Regions from separate parts of the Homo sapiens genome. Here region 1 is linked to region 2. Evidence: read pairs that join two places in POLR2A ChIA-PET (ENCODE). Cell type or tissue: IMR-90. All regions are shown on one strand. Links, peaks and the distances in the headings refer to the core of each region. The heading gives the core; the rest is flanking DNA.

Region 1 (4,399 bases), core at 114-4,113, 280 kb after region 2:
GAATTGGAAAAATGGTTAAGATGAATTGAGGCTCAGAAAACAATACCCCAGATTGAAGGCCTCAGCAGCAGTCTCAGAAGGAAAAGATTTTCTCTGACCTTCTACCGCCCTCCTGTTTCTCTGGCGCATTCTCCCCCAAGGCTAGGGAAACTAGGATCCCTCTTCCCCAAGGCAGGTCATAAAACCAGAACCCCTTTTCCCCAAAGCCAGCCTTAAGACCTAAAAATACTATCTAACTTTCCGTCAGCCTTTCTGTGTAAACACTGGCCATAAAGAAATTATCTGGCCTACCTTGTTTGACTGTAGGTCATAAGACCCCCATTCCAGAGAGTCTCCTGGCCTACACCCAGAAAGAAGAAATCTATGCTCAGAGTGGCCAAGAAGAATCTAGACAGACAGGCCTCGCTGGGTTTCCCCACTCAGTTTTAGCATTACATCATACCCATTTTGTCCAATCATATTTCTATATGACTGTTGAACCTAAGCATAAAATCGGACAATTTCCCCTGTATCTCTCGGTCTTCATTCTGATGGTTCTCATGAATACAGGTTAAATAAATTTGTATGCCTTTTCCTCAGTTAATCGCTTTTTGTTTATTTTTTATTTTTTGAGATGGAGTCTTACTCTGTTGCCCAGGCTGGAGTGTAGCGGCGCTATCTGGGCTCACTGCAACCTCTGCCTCCCATGTTCAAGTGATTCTCCTGCCTCAGCCTCCTGAGTAGCTGAGATTACAGGCACACGCCACTATGCCCAGCTAATTTTTTGTATTTTCAGTAGAGACAGGGTTTTGCATGTTGGCCAGGCTGGTCTCAAATTCCTGACCTCAGGTGATCCACCAGCCTCAGCCTCCCAAAGTGCTGGGATTATAGGCGTGAGCCACTGCACCTGGCCTAATCCGCTTTTTGAGAGCTGATTTTTCAGTGAACCCTCAGAGAGTCTAGGGTCCCTTGGCCCTAAGAGTGCTTCAGGGTCTAGAACTCTCATTTGCATAAAGTAGACACTGAAATATTTGCTAATGGAAGGACTTGAGTGCCAGGTTTGAGCAGGAAAGAGATTTGATCAGTTTGAGTTTTAGGAAGACCTAAAACTGGTCCTGCAGTGAGGAAAGAGTGGAGAGCAGGAAGCAGTTGCCTAGTTTCCTAGGCCTAAGAAGATAGTGTTAACTGACCAAACTGGGATCCACTCACCCAGTGCACCAAAGCCAAACATTGTCATGGGGGTTGCAGTGAGAGAAAGTGAGGCATTTTTTTTTGCAGGGCACCAAGCAAGGAGAATTGGGCAGCTAATGCTTAAGACTCGAACTCCCAGATGGCTTACAGGTAGGAGTTTTTAAAGGCAGAAGGCAGAGCTTACAAGCAAAGTCGTAAGTCAATACATGGAGGCCACACATTGCTTTGACCTAAAGAGGCTTACTTAAGAACTCAAAGTGGGGGCCCATAGGTTATAGGTAGACTTGAAGATTTTCTGATTTGGAATTGGTTAAGGAGGCGAAGCTTTGTCTAAAAATTCAAGATTAGCAGAAAAGGATGTTAGCTGTGGCTCCTGGGTTGTGACATCCTCCAGGCCCCTCAGGAAGAAATTTAGGACAAAGAATGGCAGTCAGAGTCCAGTCCTCAGTTTCCCCTGAGGGGTCTACCTGCCAGTGGATCCATATGGTGGAGGTGTGCATTTCTGAAAAACAGCTCAGGGATGTATGTTAACATATTCTCTTTGGTTTCTACAGGAAACCAAACATTCTTGTGGCTTTCTTGGCTATTGTTTTAAGCTACTATTAACTTCTTGCTTATTAAGTTGCTAATTTACTTCTCAAGGCTACCTCTGTGCCTGGAGTTTCCCTTGAAGAAACTCAACATTTTCATTTACTTCCATGCTTAAGGGAGCTTGCAAGCCCCTAAGAGGGGTCCCTGCTCCATCCAATAGTATCTGAAATAAGAACGTGGCAGTGTGACACAAACAGAAAGAAACAGATGAGTTCATTCTAAGAAATGAATTAATAGGATTTGGCTAAATAAAACAGGAATTTTTCAAAAGATGCTTATTGAAATTAAATGTCAAGGTTAAGAAATGAGGTTTTCAATCCCAGATGTTTTGTCTCTCCCATCTGCCTCCCTTCTCACAGACTGTTGATAAAGAAGGAATTAATTTAGACAAATAAAGAAAATACTGCTCTTTGTTACTTGGGGGTGTTGGTGAGGAGTTTTGAGCTCTGCCTGCACAGAGATGCAGTTCCATTAATGCATCTTAAGAGACAAAAGGCATCCTGCAGGGCATATCTGAAAATTCTTTCCCCTCCTGATTTCCAAGTGAAGGAATTTATATGCCGATAGTTTCCCTTGAGCATTCTTTCTGGTGATGAAAATCCACAGTCAGTATTCTCATTCGAAGCAGACTTTCCCCAAGGCCACACACATCCAGACTGGCAGCCTGAGCGCTGCTGCCCTCTCCCTTCCCCCCTCCCGCAAGGTGCTTTCTCTAAACAAATTACAACTGCAGGAAGGAGGAGATCAGTACTTGGGCACCAGAGGTTCACAATATAAATACCACATACAGCTGACTGAGGCAGTTTGCGTACATGCATCTGCCCCAAATTAAAAATACTTCTGAATGGAATACCACAAATGTCTTTGAAGTTCATTACTGTAGGGAGTTATGTACTGAGGGGGCCTTTCCCTTGTTTATGCAGCATGTCAGGGTCTCAGGGAGAGGCTGAGGGAAGTGAAGTAACGGCTCTGGTTTACATTATGGGATGGTTCGCAGAGATGAAAAGATTCTGTGCATTAAGTCACACTGCTCATGTTATTACCACCAGGGCAGATATGGCAAAGAGTAAATCAAGTTAATCTGCTGGGGCCTTAGGTTATGTATGTGGGGATTATTACAGGAGATAATTTCATGCTCCTGGGAAAGCGCAAGTTTGCAGAGGACTCAATGACCTCCTAGCCTATCCCCCAATCTATGGTTTTCATAAGGTCTTTGCCACATTTTCTCCCTCATTCTCTCATTGTAAAGGTTTAATAATGTCTCTATGTTTATTTAATGAAAAATTTTCTTACATATAGAACACTGGGAAGTTGTAATTGGGAAGATCTCAAAGAAAAAAGTACAACATAGTCTGCGAGAGGGTGACCGACTTATCTCATTTGCAAGCAAGCAAATAGGGACTTAAAGATGTTCAAATTCTAATTGTTTTAAATATTATGCAGACCAAACAAAACTGTTTATGGGTGACACTGTTTCATATGTCTAAAGGTATAGAAACTTCAAAACTAGAGCAGAAGAGCCGTGGTGGTGAAGTCATGAGAGAAATACAGGTGGAGCCAAAAGGATTTTGTACATATTCCTATCCACGACTGTGTTGCTTTATCTTTCTTCTGTGTGCCATGGGGGTTGAAGAGCACACGTTTCAGATGACATTTGTACTCATGGCACTCTGAATCGCATGCTTCTTCAGTCCATTCTCATCTGTTAAGACTTTCCATAATAGTTCTTATGAAAAAATACATCTTTTAAATATATCTATGGCTCTGGCTGAACTCCCTCAATGACCAATTTTATCTGAGAAAATAAAAAATTCTGTATTTCAGTAGAAAGTCTCCTTCATTTGAAAGCACAGCAGGAGAGTTCCTCAAAGCTCCTAGGTTTGTTTTCCCAGCCTATAAAGCTGTCTTAAATACAGTGTGTGCTTCCCTTAAGGGTTTTGTGAAAGTTGGCAAAGATAGTCTTTTGGAAAGACTCTCCTTCTATCTTAAACATTTTCCCACCAAGCTACCTACATAGGCAGGTGAAAATTAATGAGTATCCTTGAGGTATTTGTGTGAAGCTCCAGCAGAGCATACTTAAAAACCTTTGAGACCTCCTTCTTATCATAAAAATTCAACTCAGTTTTTCTCTCTATTCCCTAATATGGTTTTTTTTAATCGATGTGTTCGACTGGTAGGTTAGAGAATTGGCACAGGCCTTTACAGAGGCAAATCATAATTTGGTGTGTGTGGTGGCAGGGGAGAGGTGTGGGAGGTGGTGACAGGAGGAAAGAAATGGGTAAATAGGAAATCCAACCAGAAATGGCCATGGGGAGAACCAGATAATATGCATGTAACTCACACTGAAAAGCTTAGAGTAAAGCCTGATTTATGGTATAATAGTGTCCCCAAAAAAGTTCCAAGCAGACCCAGTCTCACATCCTGACCCTTTTATTGACTCAATTGCACTTCATTTCCTCTATTAGGTTGAAGTACCTTCTACTTGAGTTACGTTAAGTCAAAATATAATTTTTATAAAGTTAAAGACATAATTTCCAAAAAGATATTTAGTGAGCACTTGTCAAAAATTTATTTACCTAATTAATAAAGAAACCACCAGGATGACAAAGCTCATACAAAGATAGGGGAAACTACTATA
Region 2 (4,399 bases), core at 149-4,148:
TAGAAGCTGGATAAAAACTCACATGGTTTTCTTTCTACGCTTCTGACTTTAAACTGCTAGCGGTGAACTCTGTGCCATAAATACGATGACTGGTATTTACATTATTAATGTGGTTCTAAAAAGGACACATGCTCCAAATGCTATATTTTAGGTTCTATCAAGAAAATCAAGGCATCAGATTATTTCAAAAATCACAGTAAAGGGATTCTCAGAAACTGCCAGTCAGAAGTGAAATAGTCAATGGCGGTGCTAAGGTTTTTACTATCATGCTAAGGTTTGGGTAGGAGAGTCTGTCCTGTGACCATCATCTGACCAGCACCTGGGGCAGGAATACTCACAGGGTTCAAACCTTGCTTTATCAAGGCTTAGTAGGAACTTTGGAAGTTAGCCTCTAGGAGGAACAAAAATGGGAGGGGGAAGAAGCATACAGCATACAGACTGGAAAAAGGGTTCCTTGTATATCAAAGCCGTATGTTTCTACAATAGGTAGTCTCATGGTGAGCCCCCATTTTTCTGGCTTACAGAAAAATTATCTGGATCTGTCTAGAGCTGTATCTATCTAGATCTGGAACCTTCTGATATTCAGCAACTCAAAGGTGAGTGACAGAGAAGTAGGTAGTTCATTTAATGTGCTATGATTTGGATGCAGTTTGCACCATTAAGTATCTTGTTGAAATTTGATCTCCAGTGTTGGAGGTGAGCCTGGTGGGAGACGTGTTGAGTTGTTGGGGCAGCTACCTCATGAATGGCTTGGTGACATTCTCATGGGGAGTGAGTTGTTGAGAATTGTCGTTGAAAAGAGTCTGGCACCTCTCTCTTCCTTTGGCTTCCTTCCTCTCACCATGTATGCCTGTCCCCCCTTCACTGTCCATCAAGAGCGGAAGCTTCCTGAGGCCCTCACCAGAAGCACATGCTGGTGCCATGCTCCTTGTACAGCCTACGGAACAGTGAAACAAACAAACAAACAAACAATAAAACCTCTTTTCTTTATAAATTACCAATCAGATAGTCCTTTGTAGCAGCACAAACAGACTAAGACAAAGTGTTTCCCTCAAAATCTGCTATTTGCTAAACAGGTTGGGAAATTCAAGGAGGGTATACAGATTTAGCACCAGATGGTGGATTGGACAAAACAACATCAAATCTTCCTTTCAGCGAAGAGTCCTATGAGCCTAAAGGAAATGGAGAATTAAAGTATAATGTGGCCAATTCTGGACATCACACAGCAAAAACAACAAAATAACCCACATGCAACACCTAGGAAATGGAATGGATGTGTTTCATGATCCAGGCAGCTTCCGTGCTCTGTCACTGCTTGGGAACCTAACGACCATCAGAGCTAACAATGAAATGAATGAAAGCTCAGGCACTTCAGTACTGTTTTCCTGAGCTAGCTGTGTACTGATTTAGACACATGTTTCAAAAGTGCTAAATGAAATCCTATTCCCAAATTATGAAACTAAATATTTTTCTTAGACATATCTCACATTGTTCTGTATACCAGGGAAATTTCCCATGACCCTTGGAGTCACCCCTATTTATTTGCTCCCATACACACTTCTTCTGGGATGTAAGATAATCCGGTTGAAGGCTAACATGTAAGTATCCAGTGGCATGTCAAACAAAGCTGTTATTTTATAAGGAAGAAGTGAAAGCTCATTTCAGAAACTGAAGCTTCTCAGGAATGAATTAAATGGTTTGGTAGGCATTCCTTGAAGCCTATCAGAAAATTACAAGTATTGCTTAGTTAGGAGATAGGAATTAACTGGTTTCTAAAATGCCTGAGTTTGGAATCAAGAATTTCAACAACTTGATGCATTCATGAGGGAGAATCCAACTCAAAAAAAAAAAAAAGTGCCACCTACATAGTTTTATCACTGTGAAAACAAGGAACGGGTTTAAGCTATTATGTTAACAGAGATTTTTAAGATATACCATGAAAAAAATTGCATTTCAAGCAGCTGACACATTAAATTTGGTTTAATTGTTGATTGCTTTGCAGAGTCAGAGACAGAAAATTAATAAAAGTCAATACTCAGTAGACTTGGTTGCTATTAAGTAGCATTTGAAATCTGATTTAATTCACAAAATGACTGATGGAAAGCACAACAGCCCAATTTTTCAAATCAAGCAAAATTTATTATTTACCTCACTGATAAATGTTTAAATCTAAATGAGCCAGAGAACACAAACAGGCACAAGTGGCAAAATCAATTTAAAACTCACAAAGACCCATAGCAATTATGAAAGCAAGTGACAATGGTAAATATTTTAGTGGCATAACAGCAAGGGGTTATATTGCTGAATACACCCGGTTCAAGCTGTCCCAATCACTTAAATTCATCATGTCCTTTCAAAGTATCCAGTATTCTTTCTGTTTTCCTATTTTTCTTCCTTTCTTTCTCATTACCTTGAGCAAAAAAATGATTTGTTTTCATCTCTCTGGCAAAGAAACCAGACAAGAAGCAAATGATAATAACAATAGTGACATATTTAGGCTTGGGGTGGGTGGCGGGGGATGTTAAACAAGCGTAGAAGACCAATACAAATATAAAACATTTTAAAATATGATTCTATATATTTCTGTCTTTCTTATTAGACTCTCATTTCTACATCATGTTGGCTGACAAAAGCATCTCTCTTCCAGCCTCTAAATGTCTATATCTAAATTTCTAAAATTAGTTTTCTAATGTTTTATGTACTGGATTTCACTATTCTAGATGTATTTTGTCTTTGTCTTGCCATTTCTGTGATGACTTCTCTGAGTCTTCACTATGACAGGATAACAAAGAATGAATAGGCCGGGCTTGGTGGCTCATGCCTGTAATCCTAGCACGTTGGGAGGCCGAGGCGGGCAGATCACGAGGTCAGGAGATCAAGACCATCCTGGCGAACACGGTGAAACCCCGTCTCTACTAAAAATACAAAAAATTAGCCGGGCGAGGTGGCACATGCCTGTAGTCCCAGCTACTCGGGAGGCTGAGGCAGGAGAATGGCGTGAACCCGGGAGGCGGAGCTTGCAGTGAGCAGAGATCATGCCATTGCACTCCAGCCTGGGCGACAGAGCGAGAATCTCTCTCAAAAAAAAAAAAAAGAATGAATAAAATTTCTGCATTTTTACATTGATTTTTCTATTTAATTTGTGTACCATTAGGAATGGGTAAAATATATATATATATATATATTTTTTTTTTTTTTTTTTGAGACGGAGTCTCGCTCTGTCGCCCAGGCTAGAGTGCAGTGGCACAATCTTGGCTCACTGCAAGCTCTGCCTCCCAGGTTCATACCATTCTCCTGCCTCAGCCTCCCGAGTAGCTGGGACTACAGGCGTGCGTCACCTTACCCGGCTAATTTTTTATATTTTTAGTAGAGACGGGGTTTCATTGTGTTAGCCAGGATGGTCTCGATCTCCTGACCTCGTGATCCGCCCACCTCGGCCTCCCAAAGTGCTGGGATTACAGTCGTGAGCCACCGTGCTGGGCCATAATTCCTATTTTTAAAAATTATGGTCATGATGATAATGTGCTGTAAGTTTTAATTTTATTGTATATTGTAAAATACATACTCCGTATGGAGGATTTTCTTTAAAATGCTGGAGTTTATATTATTCAATGATTATAAATTTTTTTGAATATTGCTTTTTGAAATACTGACCTATAGGGATGGTAGGTGCCATATATTATTCCCTCCAGCCTACAGATTCATTTCTTTATGGATTACTTTTATTTCCATTATTAACCATTGCTAGATCAGCTGGAGAACCTCCATTTGCAGCCCCAGGGCCACTCTCCACCTGTCTCTACCCTGTTCTGTGCCTGTTGGCAGAGGCTGCTCCACACGCTGCATCAATGGACTCTGTGGCCCTCCATCTTCCTGTTGGGTTTGACATCTGGCAGGAGATCAGAAGGCAAGAAAAGAGCAAAGTTTGGGTGTTTATTCCCTCTGGTTCCCTCCCTGTGAGGCCTCTTTACATTGGCAGAGCTACAGCCAAAGGCCGCACCTCTTGCCAGATGGCCCTTTCCACACAAGGCCCCTTTCTGGATTCCAGTAAAGGCTCCTTTCACTATCACCTTAAGCCTGGAGGTGGAAAGCCTGCTGCTGCCACTACCTCTGAGGCATTGCTCCCTCATTTTCAGGCTGCTTATACCCTCTTTACAACTTTGTAAATCATTCTTTTTATTAATCTCCTTAAATTACCCTTCTTGGATGAGCCATGCATTTTTTGTCAGAGCCTGGTCTGATAATCAGGCTGAGTGTATTTCCATTTGTTAGGATATTTTTCTATGTGATAAATAACTTTTATGTACCATGATTTGTTCTCTAAAGGATTTGTTGTATTTTAAAATAATCCACAAAATGTACAAAATAAAATAAAATGAATATTGGTAAGAAAAGGAAT

The links. ChIA-PET counts read pairs that join two places held together with the same protein. Peaks named below come from ENCODE experiments on the same cell type or tissue, not always from the same donor. Only the 100,000 strongest peaks of a DNase experiment are listed, where the experiment ranks them.
Region 1: POLR2A ChIA-PET joins it to region 2 with 9 read pairs; 2 of 35 experiments call an interaction of 5 or more read pairs at or near these places.

What each region holds. Positions count from the first base shown.
Region 1 is chr2:150,870,860-150,875,258 of GRCh38, forward strand. No RefSeq gene overlaps it. Among named protein-coding and RNA genes, the nearest start is that of LINC02612, 240 kb to the left of the region's middle. In IMR-90, for the core only: no CTCF peak of the experiment used is centred there; no DNase peak of the experiment used is centred there; H3K27ac peaks cover 843 bases.
Region 2 is chr2:150,594,654-150,599,052 of GRCh38, forward strand. No RefSeq gene overlaps it. Among named protein-coding and RNA genes, the nearest start is that of LINC01920, 25 kb to the left of the region's middle. In IMR-90, for the core only: no CTCF peak of the experiment used is centred there; a DNase peak (open chromatin) is centred at 1,668; H3K27ac peaks cover 2,339 bases.